Regions from separate parts of the Homo sapiens genome. Here region 1 is linked to region 2. The links are chromatin contacts, found by Hi-C or POLR2A ChIA-PET in ENCODE. All regions are on one chromosome and are shown on one strand. The core of a region is the stretch at or near the end of the contact, and the rest is flanking DNA. Distances in the headings are between cores, read along the strand shown.

Region 1 (6,502 bases), core at 791-3,290, 540 kb after region 2:
AAGTATCATGCACTGGGGGGCTTAAACAATGGAATTTTATCTTCTCACAGTTCTGGAGGCTGGAAGTCTGAGATCAAGGTGCCAGCAGGGTTGGTTCCTTCTGAGGCCTCTCTCTTTGGCTTGTAGATGGCTGTCTTCTGGCTGTATATCTTCACAGTCTTCCCTCTGTATGTGTCTGTGTCCTAATTTCCTCTTCTTATAAAGACACCAGCCATATTGGATTAGGGCTTACCCATATGACCTCATTTTAACTTAATTACCGCTTTAAAGACCCCATTTCCAAATACTGTCACATTCTGGGGCACTGAGGGGTTAGGACTTCAACATATGTTCTGAATTGCATACCCTGAAAATTCCTTTGTTGAAGTTTTTGCTTCCACAATTACAACCTATTCAAACTGCAATCGATATAGTGCTGGGACTGGGAGAAGCTGCAGGGTTGCAGATCACACATAAAAAGGTCCTCGTCTACCCCAACCCCAGGCTTCTTTCTGCCTAAATTCTCCTCAGCATCCAAGTCTTGCCTCTGCAAGAAGCCCTCCCTGTCCCCTGAACTCACATGGAGTTTTCCCTTTGTCAAATTTCACAAGGAAGGATCGTTCAAGTCATGCTTTCTGCATCCTGAGTGTAAATCATAAATTCGCTTTTTTTTTTTTTTTTCGAGACAGTGTCTTTCTCTGTTGACCAGGCTGGAGTATAATGACACATTCACACCTCATGGCAGCCTTGACCTCCTGGGCTCAAGTGATCCTCCTGCCTCAGCCTCCTTTCTGAGTAAGATCTTTAAGAATAAGCCACCCCCATCCTAACACACACACACGCACACACACACACACACACACACACAAGTGGCCAGTATCTATTTCCTCCCTCTCCCAGCCAGGCAGTTTAGGGAGTTGGAGTTGGCTGCACATCCAGCTCTAGGGATCAACCAGATTGGCTTAATTCAAAAGGGAAGATACACATGACCAAATTGGTCCAATCAGAGTGAATATCAGGATTCTTGATGGGAATGCTGGAACACAGGGTCTCTCTTCTGGGCTGGGTTTGGTTGTACAGCATGTGAGTTCTAGAGTAGAGCAGCTACAATTGGGTGGGCAGGTGGCAGGAATGGGGGCTGGAAGTTCCAGGAATCTGGATGGGGTTGGGGGGTGGGGGCAGGGAACCACTACTGTGTGTAACCATGAAACCCATCCAGAGGAAACAGAGCAGATAATGGGTGCTGGTGGCATCATTTAAGCCCTAGATGAAGCCATACCTGAAGTAGGTTACCTCTGGACCATTCAGTAACATAAACCAATCAATTTCCCCTTTTGCTAATATTGAATTGGGTTGGGTTCACAATGGAAAAATCACTAAATGATATAATTTCTTTGGGATCCTCCAAAGAGCCTAACCCCAGGATAGTGTGGACACTCAATAAATACAAGTATGCACCACATAATGACGTACCAGTCAACAACATATTGTATATACGACAGTGGTCCCGTAATATTATAATACTGTATTTTTACTGTAACTTTTCTATGTGTAGAGATGTTTAGATACACAAATACCACTGTATAACAATTACCTGCAGTATTCAGTACAGTACATGCTGTACAGGTTTGTAGCCTAGGAACAACAGGCTATACCATGTAGCCTAAGTGTGTAGTAAGCTATACCACATAGGCTCGTAGAAATATATGCTATGATGTTCATACAATGACGAAATCCCCTAACCAAACATTTTTCAGAACATATCCCCTTCATTAAGTGACACATGACTGTACTAGAGCATTACAAAGCCTCAATCTATGAAGGCTTTGTAGATAAGAAAACTGTGACCAGGGGTAAAGGGATTTACCAAGTCTCAGGAGCCAGTTAGTGGCAGAGCCTGGATGACAGCCTAGATCTCCAATCTAGTGCCATTCCCACTGCACTGGAAGGGATGAGGGCCACTGTTCCTCCTCCCTTGATCCGCCAACCTAGTCCCTGCAGGAGAGGGAGGAGCTGAGAAAGCCAGTGTGAAGCCACAGCACCCTCAACCCCCCAGATAGGAAGACTTGGTTGCAAGCCAGGAGGCCAGAGGAGAGGCGAGGCAGGAAATTGAGTGGCTCCACGTCAACCACACGTTCTGAGTCACCTGGGGGCTGTCAGTAAGAAGATAGTGCAAAGATGGTGAGCAGCTGCCAACCCAGGCAGCAGGCATGTCGGTGTCCTCAGGACCCCAGAGGGCCCCATTGCAGGCTCTAGGGAGACCTCTACCCTCAAGAAGGCTATCTCCGAAGGGGCGCGGTGGCTCATGCCTGTAATCCCAGCACTTTGGGAGGCCAAGGTGGGCGGATCACGAGGTCAGGAGATCGAGACTATCCTGGCTAACATGGTGATACCCCGTCCCTACTAAAAATACAAAAAATTAGCCGGGCATGGTGGCGGGCGCCTGTAGTCCCAGCTAGTCGGGAGGCTGAGGCAGGAGAATGGTGTGAACCTGGGAGGCGGAGCTTGCAGTGAGCTGAGATCGTGCCACTGCACTCCAGCCTGGGCAACAGAGCGAGAATGAAACTCCGTCTCAAAAAAAAAAAAAAAAAAAAAAAAGAAGGCTGTCTCCAAGTGGGGTGGTGGGCTTAGCAGGCTCCAGAAGGGGCAGAAATGTGTGTCGGGGCAGAGTCACGTGTCTGGCAGCTGGGCTGTGAAGACTGGCAGGGGTGGGGAGTGGATTGTGCAGAATAGAATATCTGGGATACCTTGGGCATCTCTCTCCAACATGGCAGCTTCAGGGTAGCCAAATTCTTAAATGGCAGCTCAGTGCTTCAAAGACATGTGGGAGGGAGGGAGAGAGGGAGAGAGGGAGAGAGGGCGAGGGGGAGAAGGAGTGAGAGAGAGAGAGAGGTGAAAGCCATATCACCTTTTCCAACCTGGCCTCACAGCATCACCTCTGGTTCATTCAATTCATTGGAAATGTCTGGTCCATATTCAGAGGAGAATTAGGCTCCACCTGGTTGGGAGGACTGTCAAAGAAAGTCTAGATATGGTATTTTATTTGTTGTTGTTTGAGACAGGATCCTGCTCTGTCATCCAGGCCGGAATGCAGTGGTGTGACCATGGTTCACTGTATCCTCGACCTCCTGGGCTCAAAAGATCCTCCTACCTCAGCCTCCCTAGTAGCTTGGACCACAGGCATGTGCCATCGCACCTGGCTTATTTTTTTTTAGAGATGGAGTCTCTCGCTAATGTTGCCCAGGCTGGTCTTGAACCCCTGGGCTCAAAGGATCCTCCCACCTTGGCCTCCCAAACTGCTGGGATTACAGGTATGAGCCACTGCACGTAGCTGAGACATGGTTTTCAACCATGTTAGAAGCCATACCTGGCAGACAACAAGGAGCCGGTGTCCCTAACCCTGTACAATGCCAGCGCTTCCTGGCACTGCCTAAATCTGGACCTTCTGAACACGAGGGATAAAGTGAATGCTATCTTGGACATACCAATGTCATGTGGGGTTTTTTGGTTACTCTCAGCCAAAGCTAATCCTAGCTGATACTGAGCACATGAACTGCCACGTCCTATTCCCGGCACGGAGCAAGCTCTCAAGCCAAAACTTGCTAAGTGAGAGTGGGTGGGCTGATGGAAGGAGGGAGGGAAGGAAAATGCAGCAGTGAACACACTGGACTACAGATCTCAAATACGCTGTTCCATTGGCCAGTAGATTCACTTGTATTTGTTACGCTGTATCCCAATATCTATTTGTTAAAGTGAAAAAACATGCAAAGAAAACCTTAAGTTAACATATAAGGAAGTAGAGGCCAAACAGTAAGTACCTGTGGATGGAATGGATGAATAAATGAGCAATTACAGGACATAAACAGGCAAGGGAAGGTCCCCAAAGCAAAGGCTTTCAGATTAGTCAAGGTGCCCAGGCTGGCTCAAGGCCACATTATGAAAAAGTCCTTTGTCCTAGAAGCCTCTTCTTTTACCTCTCTCTTCCTACTCCACTTTCTCATTCTTCTCTTGCTTTTCCCCCTCCTCTTTCCCTCTTTCTCCTTCTGTTCTTTTTTTTTTTTTTTTTTTTTTTTTTTGAGACAGGATCTCACTCTGTTGCCCAGGCTGGAGTGCTGTGGCACGATCTTGGCTCACTGCAGCCTCTGCCTCCCGGGTCCAAGTGATTCTCCCACCTCAGCCTCCCAAGTAGCTGGGATTACAGGCACACCCCACTACACCTGGCTAATTTTCTATATTTTTAGTAGAGACGAGGTTTCACCGTGTCAGCCAGGCTGGTCTCAAACTCCTGACCTCAGGTGATCCACCTGCCTCGGCCTTCCAAAGTGCTGGGATTACAGGTATGAGCCACCGCGCCCGGCCTTCCTCTTTTTCGTCTTCCCCCTTCTTCTTCTCTTTCTCCTCCTTTCTCTTCCCCCCTTCCTCTCTCCCTCCTCTTTTCCCTTCTTTGTCCTCCTTCTCCCTCTTCTCCTTCCCCCACCCACCTCTCTCTTTCCACAGCCACCTGGTATATATTCTTAGCCCCGTACCCGCCCACCGCCACACACCAAAATCTAGGCATTTCCTGATGTCCTGGACAAAGGGAAGGGAAAACCAATCAAACCATCAATCCCAGTTCCCTGACAGGCCTGGCAAATGTGGTCCCAGCACTCCGTCCATCCTTCTCTCCCTTCCCCTCACCACTTCCCTCATGCTCCAGCCTCTTCACCACCCCCTCCTATTCTGGTCAACTCCTACTCGTCATTCACCATCCTGCTCAGATGTCACCTCCTCTAGAAAAGGCGTCAACCCAAGCCGACACAGCAGGCCCTATTGGGGTAGGTGCCTCTCCCGTGTGCTTCCAGAAGCCCCTGCTCACCTGTGTCAGAACACGCAGCCCACTGGAGTGGAACAGTCTGCCTTGGTCTCCACCAAGAGCCGTGGAGTTGCAGGGAAGGTGCATTCCCATTGCAGAACCTCCAAGAGCCTGCCCTCCAGAAAACCTGCGAGAGTGACTCTACCAGCTTAGTCATCCCTGAATTATGGCAAAGACTAACCCTAAAGTAGCATTTCCTGGGTTGCAGGACATGGGGTAAGTGTCCTCTTGGTGTCTCTTATATCAAGGTGGCTGGGCAGCCCCTATATTGTGTCTGGACCCAAAGAAGCACTGGATGTTCCTTGGGCTGGTTCCCTGGAATTCGAGGGCTTTTCTTTTCTTTTTTCTTTTTTTGAGAAAGGGTCTCAGTCTGTCACCTGGGCTGGAGTGCAGCGGCATGATCATGGCTCACTGCAGCCTTCACTTCCTTGACTCAAGCTATCCTCCCATCTCAGCCTCCTGAGTAGCTGGGACTACAGGTGTGCACAACCACGCCTGACTAATTTTTTAATTTTTTGTAGAGATGGAGACTCACTTTGTTGCCCAGGCTGGTCTCAAAATCCTGAGCTCAAGTGATCCTCCCGCCTCGGCCCCCCAAAGTGCTGGGATTACAGACATGAGCCACTGCACCCAGCCGAATTCAAGTTTTATTTATTTATTTCAATTATTTTTTTTCTTCTTGAGATAGGGTCTCACTCTTTCACCCAGGCTGGAGTGCAGTGGCATGATCACAGCTCACTGCAGCTTCGACCTCCACGGCCCAAGTGATCCTCCCACCTCAGCCTCCTGAGTACCTGAGACCACAGGTACTTGACACCATGCCCAGCTAATTTTTTGTATTTTTCATAGAGATGGGGTTTTGCCACATTGCCCGGACTGGTCTCAAACTCCTGGTCTCAAGCCATCTACCCTCCTAGGCCTTCTGAAATGCTGGGATTACAAGCATAAGCCACCACACCTGGCCTCAAATTCAAGTATTTAACATGTTTAAGCCACATCTTTTCCACTCTGTCTCCAGACACCTCTGTTGTGATACACTGTATTTCTCAATTATGGCCACAGTGATATTTCTGGTCCCATATGTTCTTCCAGGATCTCCTTACTCCCTCAAGAGGTGGTGTCTTTTTCCTCTCCCCTTGAACCTGGGTGGGTGACTCTTCCAACCCATAGAATATGGTGGAACTGATGCCATGTGGTTTGTGATGCTAAGTCACAACATGCAAACAGCTTCTGCTTGGTGCCCAGGAGCTCTCTTTTGGGACACTGACCTTTGGAACCTAGTCGCCATGCTGTGAGAAAGCCCAAACTACACAGAGAGGTCGTGTGTAAATATGTGACCAACAGCCCCAGCTGAGGGCTTTAAGGACAGCCAGCATCAACTGGCAGACCTATGAGTGAACAAGCCTCCTTTCCAGGATGTGAGTGTTGCCTGACAAGGAAACCCCCCTTCCCGTGTCTGCAGTAGCAGAGAAGCCCTGGGGCAGAAAATGAAAGGCAGAGATGACTGGTACTCACTTTGGGTGAGACGCTGTCAGTGTGAGTTGAGTCAAAGCCCTCACGGAATGGTCCACCAAGGCCACAGCTGGAAGCAGCAGAGGTGAGGCCTCAAGGAAGTGAGCCAAGGCACCAGAGGCAAATGATCCAGCAATTTCTTTAACCCCCTTTGCCTCA
Region 2 (7,217 bases), core at 4,366-6,865:
AAATTGTTTTACTATCACTCACATGACAATCCAGCCTGGGTGATCCTAGTTGGGCAGAACCCCTCCATACAATGATCCAAGAACCCAAGCACTTTCCATCTTGTGGCTTTGCCATCTTCAACACAAGGCTCTCAAAGTTGCCATCTTCCATACAAGGCTCTCAAAGTTGCTTTGAAGTTGTTCTCTATTTGCAGCCAATTGGAGAGGGAAAAAAAACGGAAGATGGAATGGAAGGTTTTCAACAATCCAAGTCTGGAAGTATTGCACGTCACCACTTGCACCCATGTTCTTTCGGCCTGAACTCAGTTAACATGGCCAAAACTAACCACAAGAGAAGCTGAGAATTATGGTCTACCCGAGTGCCCAGAAAGAAGAGAAAATGGCTTCAGTGGTCAGATAACAATTGCCAACATAGCTTTGATATTTATCTGATCAAAAAAGAGCTAGATCAGGTGGGAGTTCAGCAGACCAGGAGTCATTGCCAGGAAGCAAGTCAAGTCCAGGGAAGTCAGATGAGGCAAGTGATGAGAGCCAAGCAGAGATCATGGTTGAAGAAGCCAGCACTGTAGCTTTATCTTACTCATTGGTGCCTATATACCCACCAACTTACCACCCAGAAATGCTTAATTTTCCTCAAAACACTATAAACTTCCAGGTCTTTGCTCTTATTTCTTCTCCTGACTGGAGCCTCTTTCAACTTCATCTAGCTGATCAATCATATGATAGCTCCAAGGAACCATATTAATGCACTTACTTCTGGCATTAATGCCCTTCTGTAATCTCCCCTTGAATCTGGGCCGGTCTCCTACGATTACCTTTAAGTGACACTTGAATAGCTACAGGCCTAATATTTAAGAAGACTTGGCAGCTTTTGTTTTTCTGTTCTTGGGAGCCTGATTCACTGTCTAAGAAATCCAGCTGACTCTGTAAGAGAAAACACGTGAAAAAAACTATGTGGACAGAGGCCCAAGACTACTTGGAGAGAAAGAAAATCTCAGCTGAATTCAGCCATCAGCCAAACTGCCTGCTGAATTCAATCATAAAAGTGATTACCAGCAAAGCTAGCAGAAGAGTCACCTAGCTGATCCCAGCCCAGATTGCAGAATCACGAGCAAAATAAAACGTTGTTTGAAGATAAGTACTGGAGTGGTTTTAGGCAGCACTGGATACCTGCTGGATACCTGGTTCAATGTCTATCAAGTTTCATGCCAGCCTCTGCCTCTTCTTAGATGCATTTTCCTTATTTCTCTCTCTACTTTCTCTAACACTTCCCTCTTAGCATGGTTAAGAATCTGACTTTTTAGATGCACTTCCACAGAATCCTACACACATATCTCTTCTACCGTTTCTCACTCAGTATCATATAATTTACTTTCTTGTCCCTCTACCTTTAAGGGCTGTGCACTTTTTGAAAACTGGAACCAAATCTTATTCCTTTCTGTGTTGTTTGTGCCTAATACAGTGTCTTCTCAGACAAGTAGGTGCTCAAAAGTGATTCTTAAATAATAAATCACTGTTTCTTAATTTGTTCATGAACTTGAATATAAGTGGTGTCTAAGAGAAAGAGAGACCAAGGGAATAAGAAGGTGTGCCTTCAACCCAAAAATTCATAAAGGAAATTCAGAACAGGTCCGTGTGAGAGAATTGTGCTGGATAACTGGATTCACTTTTCTCAAACTCCAGTTGAACCACTTTCTATTTGGGTATATTGGAAAGCTAAAAACTACATATTGGGAGAAAAGCGAATCCTTACACACTGTTGGTGGAAATGTAAATTAGTACAGTATTATGGAAAACAGTATGGAGGTTCCTCAAAAAATTAAAACTATAATTGCCATATGATCCAGCAATCCCACTGCTGGGTATATATCCAAAGGAAATGAAATCAGTATATCAAAGAGATGTCTGCATTTCCATGTTCATTGCAGTGCTATTCACAATAGCCATATATGGAATCAGCCCAAGTGTCCAACAACAGATGAATGGATAAAGGAAATGTGGTATATATTCACAATGGAATACTATTCAGTCATAAAAAAAGAATAAAATTGTCATTTTCGACAATGTGAATGGATGAACCTGGAAGCCATATGTTAAGTGAAATAAACCAGGCACAGAAAAACAATACATGATCTCACTTATACGAACAATCTTAAAATTTTTTGATCTCGTAGAAACAGTGAATAGAACAGTGGTTACCGGAGATTGAAGAGTATGGGGGAAGAGGGGATAAGAAGAGGCTGATCAATGGGTAAAAAGATGCATCTAGAAAGAAAGAACAAGTGCTAGTGTCCTATTATACAGTAGGGTGACTATAGTCAACAATAAGGTATTGTATATCTCAAAATAGGTAGAAGAGCAGTTTTATATGTTTCCACCACAAAGAAATGATAAATGTTTGAGGTAATGGATATGCTAATTGTTCTGATTTGCTCATTACAAGATGCATACATTTATCAAAACATCACACAATACCGCATAAATTTGTACAATTATTATGTGTCAATTAAAAATGTAAAACAAAATAAACCATATTTTGAACATTACTTTAGAACTAGAGTTCTGCCCATTTGATATAATTCTGAGAGATTTGGAAGGTGAAAGGGAGGTGTAGGTCATCTTTCCAAGGCAATTCAGGTGGCCAAGTAGGCTCTGGCCACATGAATCCTGTCAGTAACTGGACACCATAGTCTGCTGTGTGGTCAGCAGCTTTATGGATGCAGGTGGCTGTGGAGGCAGTGAGAGTAAGTTTCCTGACATCTGGGTTATAGCTGTATGGAAAAAGTGCTGCAAGGGCATGGGACACTGGAAAATACCATTGGCTTTGGTCCAATGATTGCTGACAGGCCTGGTGGTCAAGAGCAAGAGAAGATTCCAATAATTGGGAGACATTATTTCCTCATGTGCCAAGGATACCTAATCAGAGGATGTCTCTGGGAGCTTCCTGAGAACAGGGACCACATGGCTGAAATCCAACATTTCGATTCAACATACCATCTGGAGGAGCTGGGCAGCATGAATACAAGATCAGCATCGGGGGCAGGGAGATTCTGTATCTTGTCTAGAGTCTGTGAAAAGAATCCAAGCTAAAACTCAAAAGATGGGGTACTGTGGGGTGAGTCTCAACACCATACAGTCAACCACATTTTATAACATGGTGTTGATAAGGCTCTGAGTGAGGCAATGTTGATTTGTCAATGATGTATATTTTCCCAGAGGCCAGAACATAAATTAAAATTTACTCTACTTTCCTGACAAAAGAAAATTTTAAAACACCGAACCCTTCCTGCAAGGGACATCTCTATGTAAATGATGGAAACAAGATCGCATAATGGTTTGGAGCAAGGACTTTCACATCAAGAAGACCCGGGTTTGAGTCTCAACTCTATCACTTTCCAGTTGTTTAATGTAAAATGAGTTAATTATCCTCACTGAGGCCCTATTTTTTAGTTTGAAAACCCTCATATGTTGCTGTGATGATTAAATTAAATGTTGCCTTTGAAAGCACATAACACAATGCCTGGCAAACAGTAAGTGCTTAAAAAATGATGGCCACTAACCCAGTGGATTGTGAGAAATAATCAAAAGCCAGTCTAGGGTAATTTACTCACATGGAATCTATTGTTAGCATTTGAAAATTCTTTGAATGATAAAAAAGAGACATAAAATTAAGATATTATTTATAAATATATTTATATTCATAATATAATACTAAATAGAAAAAAATGACATTTTCTGTAACTGACAATGATAAAATATTCATTTTAATATTTAATTATTAAAGGTTTACAATATGCCAAGTGTTGTGAAGCACCTTATATGCACTAAATTATTTAATATTCTGAAAAATCCTATAAGTTAGATACTATTATTACTCTCATCTTACAGATGAGGAAACTCAGGGCACAGAAAGACTAAGGAACTTACCCAAGGTCACACAGCTAGTAGGGTGCTGAGTTCAAATTTATCCCCAGCTGCTCTAACTAATCAGCAATTAACCACTACCATAAAATGCCTCTCATTTGCAGAATATTTTAGGAGAGTTGCAAGATCAGAACTTATTTGTAAGCAGGAATTGTTCTGTTATTAAAAAACTTACAACAGAGACTAGAAAAAGAAATATATTGCTCATGTGAGTAAATATTTACATACACCAAAATATTTATGTTCATATATGTGAGTACTGCTTTCCACAGGGGGAGAGGAAAACGTGTAAATATTTACTCACTGGAAATAGCTGACAAGTAGTTAGGAAATAAGAATATTTATACTGTACATTGGTTTTGTGCTGTCAAATTGTTTCATCTGGAGTCTATGCACTAATTCCCAAATTGGACATGCAATACAAGAATCCTGAAATTGTAAATTCAGAGCTCCATTTGGAGTTACCTAACTTGGTTGTGAGACTAATTTCAAAACAAAGTTAATTCTGATTTTTCTAAATCATATTTTCTAAAAATGTACACTGCTTTTTAAGATGTCCTGATTCTTTCTAGGAGAAATTATCCTTAGGCTAAAAATCAAAGGCCCTGTCTTTATGCCCTGAGCCCCATGCTGTGGGTTCTTGCTAGGAGACATACTCTGGGGACCACTCCTGGGCCAATAGTTAGAAGTGGTTGGGAAGCAGGTCAAATAGTTAATAGGCCAGACAATGGCCCAGATTGCTAGTGACTCCCAGACAGCCAAAGATAGAAAAATTTTCAAATAAAAAAATTACATAAGTAGTTGGGATTTTGAGAGATATTATAATGAAATAGAATTCAAATAAATGAATAAATATATATTATGGACCTAGTGTACTGGCTTTGGACTGACACTTTCACATGCCACTGTGTTTAGTCCTTACTGCAGCAGATAACTTTTGTATCAGTTGGATAACCTTTAACTGCAAATAACAAAAAATCTCAGTGCAACTGATTCAAACAAAGGATTTACTCCCTCATGTAATAAGGAGGTCTAAAATGTGGATGCTCTAGGATTGGTTAATTCAGTGATTCACCTCAGTCATCTAGGTCTTATGCTCTTTCTATCTTTCCCTCTGCATTCTTGGTATATTATTTTGTCCTTGGCAAAATCGCCTCATGGTCGCAAGACGGCTGCTGGAGTTCTGGAATTCATTTGCAGATATTATAAGGTGTAATAGAAAAAGTAGAGTTTTTATCTCAATACATCTCTCTTTATCATCCAAATCTTTCCCAGAAGGCTTCCAAAGCCTTCCCCTCCCAGAGCACTGGCCAGAATTAAATTACACACCCATGAGTAACCAATCACTACCAAAGGGAGTGGGACCATCATACTTAACTTAGGCGAATCATTTCTTGTAAATTTGAGAATTAGGGCATAGACTCCAGTTCTCTGGCTCGTGAGGCCAAGACTACAGCCTGCTTCCTTTGAAGCATGTGGCCTCACTGAACAAGGAGGATTCCTGAATGACATTGAGGTTTTGTAAAAAAGGATAAAGAAGGTAAAAAGTTACCGGGTAGGCAACAGGGTCCACTGCATCCCATTTGAAACGTGGGGAAAACGAAGCTCAGAGAGGTTGTGACGTGCATTTAATAAATGCTACAGCTGCAATCCAAATCCAGAGTCTTTTTCTGTCAATACCATGGCTGCCTTAAGTATCTCCAACTGCTGTTGCTTTTATGTTACTGGAACAGTTGGGTGCGTGGGCACAACTGATGTTTTCCACTGAGCTCCCTTCTCTATTTCCTGTCTAGACGATTGTGAAAGGGCTGCTTGTGTGAATTTAATTCACTCATAGGCATTACCCACCTGCCACGGGCTACAAACCTCATTCCTCCCTCCTTCTCCAGCAATATTGTCAAGAGGCCACACTTTCCCTAGCTTGGAGATCTGCCCAGAGGAGCATCTCTGGACCTAGGCGGGAGGAGTGAAAAGCCAGGGAAAGGACTATGGCTCCTTGGCCAGCACTATTTTTGCTGCAGGTGCCTGAGCTTGTCCCACACTCTGTCTCCACCATGCTTAGATTCTGGCTTCCCAGTGCTCAGTTCCTCCAGCTTGGGTTGTATATTGCCTGTCATCCAGCTCCCTGCCCCTCTGGCCCCTGCAAAATATATGCTCCTCTTTCCTTATGATGATGTCTTCAGTATCTCTGCATTTCTGGAGCCTTCCCTGTCTCTTTGACATAGACCAGGGTGCTCCTCTTTTCAGTTTCCTTTGCCTTTAGAACATTCCTCCCCTCCCACTTAGGGTATTGTCTTATATCAGGTTGTCATATATTAGTTTGTTTCCACATTATATTGTATTTCCTGGGGATGAATCTACATCTCTTCATCTTGGCTCAGTCGGCCCCAGTGAAGATCAAAATATCTTTAGCATAGTGGCAACCATCTTCCTTGCAAGGTCTATACACATAAGTTTTTACACAGTTTTTGTGAGACTTTTAATAAGTTTTTGTTTATTAGCTAATGAAGGAAGAAGGAGATTTATTCATGTTTGTTTGCTTTGTTTATGTGTTTGGTTTGTTTGCTTGTTTGTTCATTTTTAATGCTAAAACAGTAGGAGAAGAGAGAGAAGAGAGATAAGAGAGTAGAGAAGGGGCACCATGGCAGAGGCCACTGGTCACCTGCTTAAATACCCTAAATATTTTCCCCTTCTTTCTTATTAATGGAACCTTCATTTTGTTCATGGTGGCCCAACTAGAAGTCTATATTTTGCAGCTACCTTCAGCTAAAGGTAGCTACATGCTACAGCTCTGGCCACTGAAATATAAGTAGAAGTTAGTATATGGGCTTTCAAGAAAGCTTGCATGGTAGAATCTTTTGTGCACGACCCAGATCTCTCTTGTTGATCCGAAAAGGTCTCCGTGATAAATCTCCCACATGCTAATGTCCATCTAAGAGTCTGAATTCTGGGCAGCCCAGCCCATGACAGCTCCTTAAAAAGGGAGACTCAGCCAATTGATATTTTTTGATCTTTGACCTTCTTTTTCCTACCTTGTACAAAACATTATAAAGAGGGCAGAGAGCCATCTTGTGACCGTGAAACAACAAGCATAAAGTTGAAAGCCACCCATTCAGGACAGCCAAATGAAAGCATGAAGAATCCCCCTGTCTTGGTGGCATTGTAGAACCATGGTACAGTCCTAGACTGACTGACTACCCCTGAATTTCGCGGTCTGTGAAAAATAGAAGCAAATCACAATTTGACTAAGCCACTGTTATATGCAATAAAACCTATTTCTACCTGAAACAGCT

Evidence for each region. A loop is a pair of places that touch in the nucleus more often than their neighbours do. ChIA-PET counts read pairs that join two places held with the same protein, here RNA polymerase II (POLR2A). Pooled maps may share reads with other maps.
Region 1: a pooled map shows a loop between it and region 2 (4-fold over the local background). The contact joins the enhancer-like site here to the promoter of LINC01281 in region 2. A Hi-C loop is called at or near these places in 4 of 50 pooled maps. POLR2A ChIA-PET finds 5 or more read pairs at or near these places in 2 of 52 experiments (activated CD4-positive, alpha-beta T cell and activated T-cell).

The regions. Positions count from the first base shown.
Region 1 is chrX:39,868,336-39,874,837 of GRCh38, forward strand. No RefSeq gene overlaps it. Among named protein-coding and RNA genes, the nearest start is that of MIR1587, 34 kb to the left of the region's middle. RefSeq lists an enhancer at 6,177-6,476. Within about 2 kb of position 2,041, at least 2 of the 41 ENCODE cell types and tissues checked have a DNase peak (open chromatin) inside an H3K27ac peak, as active enhancers do.
Region 2 is chrX:39,321,747-39,328,963 of GRCh38, forward strand. LINC01281 (long intergenic non-protein coding RNA 1281) reads right to left here and starts at 5,616. Exons shown (of 4, transcript NR_038968.1): 1 at 5,477-5,616; 2 at 23-184.